Linked DNA regions of Homo sapiens: region 2 is linked to region 1. A link is an interaction called in ENCODE POLR2A ChIA-PET data of the cell type or tissue named here. Cell type or tissue: MCF 10A. All regions are shown on one strand. Links, peaks and the distances in the headings refer to the core of each region. The heading gives the core; the rest is flanking DNA. Region 1 overlaps LOC124903159 (a long non-coding RNA gene). Region 2 overlaps LOC124903159 (a long non-coding RNA gene).

Region 1 (4,410 bases), core at 240-4,239:
CATCTCCCAGAAGATGTCAGGATTATTGATCCTAATTGCACTTGAGATATTTGGTTGGGAGGCAAAATAAAAGACTGTATCAGAAACCCAGGGAATTTGCTTGGCACCCCTTAGTACTTCCTTCATCAGTAGTCATAATCAAAGAAAAACGGAGACAACACAAGGAAGAGAGGATCAGTAAGCACTGAAATCTGACATAAATGAAGTTTTGGTGCACAACGTTAGGTAAATAACTCCGAACAGCCAAGGTGTTGACAGACATTAAGGGGAACATGGTGATGGAAGAAGGAAGTGTAAGTCTCAATTCAGATCTCACAGAGAACTGTAGAAGCAGGTATAGAACAACTCTGTGTTCTACAATTTAACCATTGGATTTTTTTTCTCTTCCTTTCTTCCCCTGCTAATCCATATGCTAAACATCAAGGATATGTAGCATTTCAGATCTCAGGTTGGAGTGTTCTGGAATATATCCACACTGGCATCACCCAGTGAAGTTAGCATAACAGTTAAGACTGTGTCCCCTGTCTTCTACCTAGCTCCTAGCAGGCACTCATAGCTCCTACCCTCCCTCGTTGGTTTTTCTAACCTGTCCATATCTTTATAAATGGTCCTCCTATTAAGCTGCCCTAAGAGAGCTGATTTGAGTGGACATCTCTTTCCTGCCAGGACCCTAATTGGCAAAAGAAAAAAAATACATGGTTTGCATCTGAAATCAAGTGAGTTTCTTAATATTTCATCTTTTATTAGAATTAGCCATATGATACTGACACAGCTGGACAAATATGGGTCTCTCCTACAAGGGCAGGGTCCTTGCTCCATGGCACAGAGCAGACCTATGCGCTTGTCCTGTATTCTTCCTGTTTCCAAGAAAAGAGTAGCTCAGAAAGAGCCGCACAGGACATGCTCAGATACTCCTAATCTTAACAGTGAAATAATTCATTTGGAGAAAGGAATAAGAGGTGGGCAAGAGACCAAGAGCGTCAACTCTGGGGACAATTCACTGCATGGAAAAATGAAACCAGAGAAGTGGAGACTTTCCCCTAATAAGCCAAGTACACAAGAAATCCTATAAACCAATGAGAAAAAGATAACATGAAATGAAACTTCCCCAAGGATATGAAAGGCAGTTGACAGAAGAGCAAATTTGAATTATCAGTTATGTAATTCCTAGTTCAACATGCTCATTCACTATTCCACTTATTTTTATGAGATCATATTATTAATGAAAGTTAGTTTTCTATTTGGTGTCATACTAAATTTTTTTTAATTGCCCAATGCAGTCACAGGTAACATACAAGTCAGTTCCAAACTTTAACCTATTCTGTCATGGCTTAAACTTTTATCTTCTTAATTTAGCAATGACCTTCCCCTATCCCTGACTATAATCTTACTCCTAATAATGAAAGTAATATAGGGCTTTCTATATGCCAAGCAATGTTCTATGTGCTTCACATGTAACAGCTAATTTAACCTTCACAACAATTCTGTGAAGGGGATGGTATTACTCTCATTGATAGAGGAGCAAATTGTGTGTCCAAAGTCAGCTGGGATTTAAACCAAGGCAGCACGGCCCCTGAGCCATGATCTTAACTATGACATCATATTGCCTCTAATTTACAACTCATTCTTGGCTTGAGCAGCATCCAACCTGTTTTAATAATTTTTCCCCATGACTTGAGCAGCATAAACACTACTTCAAGTACAAAGAAAAATACAAAGTCTCTGATGATAAATTTAAACTATGGTCTAACCCAATGTAAATACTATGAAGAAAAATTGTAGGCATTGGATATTTAATTGTAAGACAACAGATACTATGATGTAGAGCCAACATTTGCCTCTATCTTTGAGTTCTCCCAGTGTTTGGGAAAGATTTAGAAACACTTCGTGGCTATGGGAAGGGGAATTCCAGACTGGAAATTGAGTTTGGACCCAGCAGCCTATTTAAGGAGACAGAAGTTATGGCCTCTACAAGATTGCCCAGGGAGATAAGTAATGCAGACCAAAAAAGGAGCACTAGCTCTCAATGCTGGACACCACCAAACCTGTGAAAGCATTTCAGCAGTCAACCAAGACCACAGGAATGTGGTGCTTCTTCCCACGACAAAAGATGATTATGTCTTAAGCAAAAAAGTCAGAGGTCCTCAATATTAGTACTTAACTTAAAAATCACCTTTCTCTCTCTTAAATATATTTACAAATTGCATTAAAATTGGCGAGAGAGAGAGAAAAAAATATTGAAAGAAGAAAAGAAATAGAAAATGTAGATTGCCACTACTTTTTAGAGATATTTGGGGGAATTTTCAGCAAAGATGATAAAAAATCCTCTTGTAAAATGTAAATTTTAATTTACATTTTAATTTTACATTTAATTTTCAAGACAAATTAGGTTCTTATTAGTCTTGTTCATTATTCTGAGTGTCCTTATTGCATGGAAGAGTGCCTGGCATAGAGACACTCCATACGATTTGTTGAATGAATGAACAAATGAACCAGGTTTGGCAGACCAGGATCCACAAAGTAGTTCTATTTTTTTCTTAAACATAAACCTTACCCCTTTTTGGCTAAAATTTTTAGGATTTTGTGGGTGAAGATGGTATTTTGAACCTAAAAATCAGCCTGATCTCAGCTGATCAAAATGTTTTCATAGATGCAAGACTTCTGTTTTCTTGCCAAGAATTATTGTTTCTTTCTGTAAGTCCAGTGCACATACCTTCTTTTTGCATCAACACCCTTAGGCCTATTTTAGTTTAACAATGAGAGCTTCACCAGTAGAACACACACACACACACACACTCTCTCTCTCATTAGCTGCTAATTAACTAGCCCTAGGCTCTTAATCACTTGACAGAAAAAATAATAATCAATCTATTTACAGATTCACAGATGCATGTGTTTATTTGTGGAAATGTCTGGTTCCTCCTGCCAGGGCAAAAGTTCCACTTTACAAAATGCTTCTTTAATTTCACCCTTGTTCAGAGACAGAGAAACCCTTCAAGAGCCAATATACATCTAAGGAGCCATCCATCAGCCAAGTAAATGAGAAACTGAAAGCTTTTCAGGGCATTAATTGAAAACACCTTGGAATCAGCACAGAAATACATTCGAAAGTGTCCTCTCTAAAACCCGAAGCCACTGACTACAAGCATATACTAATAAATCAAAGCCATATGCTACACCTTGTCTATAGTTTCAAAGCGAACTGTGTGTTGTGTCCTCACTTTCTTCTCAGAGGCTTCCCAGGGCCCTGTCCATCATGTCCTGGCAAGGCAAAGGTAGGCACCAAGGGTAAGAACCCATTCATGTTGGTTAATGCGGCTTCTAAATCAGGTGGTAAGCTAGTTAGTGTGGGCATGATGACTGGCACAGTGCCTGGGGCAGAGCAGTACTCTCTGTTTCTTTCACTCTTACTATGCCCATTTAAATACAAGTCACTCTCTTTCCCAAAGCCTCCTGTTTGAATATTTTAAAGTAATTATAAGATTGGAGTTAAAAGTCAATGTTTTGATTTCTCTTGATTTTGTTTTCAGCTTGTGATAGGTTTATTAATATGACTAACCTGAGTTGGTTAAATATTACCTGAATATTAAGATGAATGTACTATTTAATTATATAGTTCAAATGGGAGAGGAAGAAGATTAATTTTGCATTATTTCTTTCTAACTAACATGCATTAACCTTATATTAACACTAATACTATAACAAATACTAGCATAGCATCCTCCTTAGTCAAATTTGCCTATTTATTTACCTTCAAATATCTGTGCCTTTGCTTGTGTCTCTGTCTTGAATGACTTGAAACCTGATCGCTGTCTTTATCTTCCAAGGAAAATGCATGGGAACCGGCAATATGACCCCAGTCCACAGTACATTACCAACAACTCTCTTCTACAGACTGTGTACTAAACAAACATATGTTACACTCATTTTTTAAGAGATTCTTAGGTACTCTATTATCTGCGTAATTAATTGTACAGAGAATGTTTGGTCCACTGATGTTTTACTGATTATTTATAATAATTTATAATAAATATAAACATGTATACATTTATATTTTTATATAAATACTATATTTATAATTATATACATAATTTATAAACACAAAAAGCCAGAAACATGATTCAATATGTCTTTAATCACTGACCCACTTTTCTTAACGTGGGCATTATACTAAAGGTTACATGGGATTTCAAGGAGGATCTTCAGACAGCGTGGAAACTGGATAGAAGCAGTCGCTTGAATGATTCCAACATTCTTCAATAAGATACTATCAGATATTTTTGTAAAATAGAGCTGGCGCCTCCGTTTTTAGATCTTGATGTCTGTGTACAAGATGTCTAAACTTTTCCGGGAAAAAAAAAAAAAAAAACAAAAACAAAAAACTATACAACATCTGGAGAAAAACTTGGA
Region 2 (4,410 bases), core at 316-4,315, 63 kb after region 1:
ATATCCTTCCTAAATTCTAGGAATGGATTCCCAACATTAAATCAAAACTCATTATGATAAAAGCTCACAGTAATGGATGTAATAAATGTCTCATATAGATTGCTTCATTTGTTCCTCATGATCCTAAGACCTAAGAAGAAAAGAGAAAATTGAGGCCTACAGGAGCTAAGAAATCAGCAGAACTAGGATTTGACCCCCAGAAATCTGACTTCAGAGCTACCTGCATAATTACTACACTCCTGGTTTCCCCATACCATAATAAAGCCATGTTTTCATAGCCAATTGATAGTACAATTAAACAAAAACAGATCTTCCATCTCAAGAACTCTCAGTTTAATAGGTTTCACATATTTTAAGGTTAGCTTTTGGAGCTAGTTTCAATTTCAAAAAGTAGTGAAACAGGGAAAATACTGTAGTCTCTAATTTTTCCTTCTCTCTCCAACACCCACGCACAACACTCATAACACACCCCATTCCCTCTACACACTTACACCATTTTTTCAAGCTGTACCTAATTTATTATCACTCTAAGGCCAGCTCTTCATATGTTCTTCTGCCATGCAAATGGGAAGATAAAAATGCCTTTAGTACCTGAAATTTCCTTTTTCCAGGACCATCTACGAAGTAGAGGGAGCAAGTAAGTAGGTGAGACAGTTTAGTGACTAAGATTATAAGCTCCATAGTTTGAGTGCTCTAATTCGTGGCCTCTGATTGCTACTTGTGAAACATCACACAAGTTTTTATTAATATCGTCTGTCGAATGGACAATAAAACTATTTCCAATTGTTATGAGGATCTAATTACATAATCTCTATAAAGCTCTTAATGTTTTGTGTGGTATGTAGTAAGTAGTCAACTAATAATAGACATTAATATTAATTGTTGTCTGGAAAAACATCCAGAGTTATAAATTATGCCTAACTACATTTGTTGTTGTTATTGTTGTTGTTTTCAGCAGATTCATTATGCCAGCTATATAGAAAAATCATCTGTCATTCAAATGTTAACACATTTTTTGGGGGAGTCTTTTGCAATTCATCTCATTGGTACATAGTCATCACTAGAACTGAATGTGTGACAAGAACCATATTGAGTTTCTGTGTGATAGATGGAGGCATTTGATATTATTTAGATGTAAAAAACTGGTGTCTCTTTTCAACCACAGATAAGGCTTGAACACTGCTATTGGGAAATGTGCTGTATGGCTGCAGGCATTCCTCCAGCCCACCTTCATGAAGAGGTGGATAGCCCTTAATTAAGGTAAGAAAACAGGTCTGGAATTTTCACATCAAAATACCATCTCTGCCATTTGCACAACTAACATGAATCTCTAGTTTACCTGTCCTGGCTTTTTACTAGTGACTCCCATCTCAAATTACCCTACTCAGCTTTTAGTAATGACCAAATACCTGGTAACTATAGCAGCTATGTATGCCCCTAAAGTCTCCAAACTTGAGTCCTCCATTAAACCAGATATCCATAAAACCACAAAATTGGAACAGGCTATGCCTGACCTCACATTATGCCTTTCACTTTCACATAAGCTGCCTCCAATTGTTGCAAAAATATTATCAATGACATTATTAATTTTGTCATTAAGAAAACATCCACATGACAAATTTCTCTCTAATCTCAGGGCCAGAATAAAAATATAAATATAGTTGACAAACTGCTAACCTTCCCATTACTGGATAATGAAAGATTTATAACACTCTGCCTACTGGGTTGAAGCTCTGAGTTAAATTTTGAGTTCAGTTGCATTAGCTTTTCACTATCACCTTTTTTTAAATTATTTTACACAGCTTCATATTTCTTAAATAATTTTTATCTGATTTTCATAATACCCAATTCAAAAATGGTTCCTGCAATCTCTGTCTGTTGAAGCACTAAGCTCACTGCTGTCTGCATGTGGTCTTGGGTCTCATGGCGCCATTTAGCTTTTTTGGATCATCTTGCCTATTCTCATATCCATCCTTGCTCAACAGCTTATATTACTCATCTGTTTATAGCAAGCTCTGCTGAATCACTAAGGCAAAAGACTTATTCCCCGATGTAGTTTCCAACTCTGATCTCTGGTCTTCTGAGTGATCTCCTTTGCCTGTAGGTTACTGTCTCATTTTTCTTTGACTTTTTGCATCAAACATCCCTGAGGACTCATCTGTTTTTAGAGTCACCATTTCCTCAGCAAGCATGTTATCTTAAACAATTCAAACCCACTGCTCTACTGTGACTGCTCCTCTCAGATTGCTAATGACTACTCAGTTATCAAATACAGATGGTCCCCAACTTATGATGGTTCAACTTAGAGGTTTTCTACTTTATGATGGTGTGAAAGTGGTAAGCATTCTGTAGAAATTGCACTTTGAATACCCATACAACCATTCTTATTTTCACTTTCAGTACAGTATTCAAAATTACATGAGATATTCAATACCTTATTATAAAATAGGCCTTGTGTTAAATGAAATGATTTTGCCCAGTTGTAGGTTAATGTAAGTGTTCTGAACATGTTTAAGGTAAGCTCGGCTAAGCTATAATGTCTGGTAGATTAGGTGTATTAAACGCATTTTTTATTTATAATAGTTTCAACTTACAATGGATTTATTGGAATATAACCCCGTCGTAAGTCAAGCAGCATCTGTAAAATGGTTAATTCTCGAACTTTATCTTTCTTCCATAGCACTTGACACAGGTGTTCACCCTGTCTTCGTAAGTACACTGTCCTCACTTCCTTCTTAGGGACTCCTCACTTGCTCAATCATTGCTCTGTCTCCTGCATTAGCTCCTCTTCTCTCATTGTTAAAGTTGGAGTCTTCCAACAATTTGTTCTTGAACCCTTCCCCATCATCACTTCCTCCTTTGTTGACCTCATCCAGACTCTAGACTTTAAATGCCATCTATATTCTGATGACTATTGCCTTGACAGAGCCATTGGTCATAAACTGTCTCCACCCTCTTATAACTGAGGCCAATTTTGTATTTAAATTTCCCCAGCCCTAAAATTGTTAGAATAATACCTGTGTCCTCTCTCTCACACCATACATCCGATCTCAGAAAATACTATTGGCTCAAACTTCAGAACACATCCAAACCCCAATGCCCCTCACAAACTCCACTTAAGTTTAGGCCACCATCACATCTCACTTTGATGACCCAATAGCTCCTCACAAGTTCTCTGCTTCTATTATTTTCCTACTACAATCTATTCTTTTATGACATAAGTAATGTAATGTCATACTTCTCAAAAGTCTCCAGAGGTTCCCAATGACACTAGAGAAATGGCCAAATTCCTCCCAGTGGTGTAGCATTACCTCTCTAAATTCATCCCCTTGCTCACTTCACATTCGCCTCTGCTATTTCTCCAGCACACATGGCATGTGGCCACCTCAGGGACTTTGCACAGGCTCTTTCCTTTTACTGGAATGCGTTAATCCTTATTTATTTCATGAGGGTTATTTTGACCACTCAATTTAAAAATTACAGCCAACTCTCCACACTTCTATTCCCTCTGCATTTCCCTTTTTCTTTTCTCTCATCTACATTTTTAAAACATCCATATAATTTAACACTTTCTAACATACTGCATAATTTAACTGATTACATTTGTTGTCTATTGTCTGTCTTGCCTGGCATATACTAAAGACTAAATATTGGTTCAATGAACATGGCAAGAATATCTATATTGATAAGCATTATTAAAGATGACAGAATGTGCTCTAGCTGATCTGAGGAAAATTATGAGACAGTTCCCTTTATCTTTAGTACAACTGAAGTAAAAGAATGACTTTTTGATAATTCCCAGAAGCACGTGGTAAAATTTTCCAGCTAAAAGGGCAGCTGCTGTCAACACTTTGCTCCGTAATTAGAAAGTAGCCAGATAAGGAAGCTGTTGTCACTATTCAAGCCCTACAAGAAAAACAAATCCACTTGCCAGCATTCTTGACAGAATATCCCATCTCTTCACTCATGATCACCATTCTGAAAATGTCCAGTTGGCTAAAACCTAGGTCATAAGCACACCATAGCTGAAAAGCAATCTGATAAATGTAGCTTTTATCTTTCACTTATATTTGTAGGTACCACAGACCCTAAGTGGGTGTGTAATAAGCCAATTGCATTGCTAGTCACAGCCCACCTTGTGGCTACTCAACGTCAGTACATACATGAACTCCCACACTTAACATTTCCAGGTAACAATAGCTAAACACCCCACTTAAAAGAGTTCATCAAGCATTGCATCTACTGCTGGATGATTGATTAGCTCTCCTCAAACTTAGGCATGCTCCTCTCTCACTAGGCTGTAACTTTTGGGATAAATGATTAAGATCACCACTCTACCATGCTTATAGAAAATTCTGGTGAAAAGAGAGGGAAAGGAGGGAAACTATCACATTTTTATTACAGCTTCGG

The links. ChIA-PET counts read pairs that join two places held together with the same protein. Peaks named below come from ENCODE experiments on the same cell type or tissue, not always from the same donor. Only the 100,000 strongest peaks of a DNase experiment are listed, where the experiment ranks them.
Region 2: POLR2A ChIA-PET joins it to region 1 with 5 read pairs; 2 of 35 experiments call an interaction of 5 or more read pairs at or near these places.

What each region holds. Positions count from the first base shown.
Region 1 is chr13:37,490,539-37,494,948 of GRCh38, reverse strand. LOC124903159 (a long non-coding RNA gene) reads right to left here. Exons shown (of 4, transcript XR_007063761.1): 4 at 4,116-4,410. Among named protein-coding and RNA genes, the nearest start is that of LINC01048, 8.0 kb to the right of the region's middle. In MCF 10A, for the core only: no CTCF peak of the experiment used is centred there; no DNase peak of the experiment used is centred there.
Region 2 is chr13:37,427,771-37,432,180 of GRCh38, reverse strand. The region is part of intron 2 of LOC124903159 (a long non-coding RNA gene); the gene reads right to left. Among named protein-coding and RNA genes, the nearest start is that of LINC01048, 55 kb to the left of the region's middle. In MCF 10A, for the core only: no CTCF peak of the experiment used is centred there; a DNase peak (open chromatin) is centred at 1,990.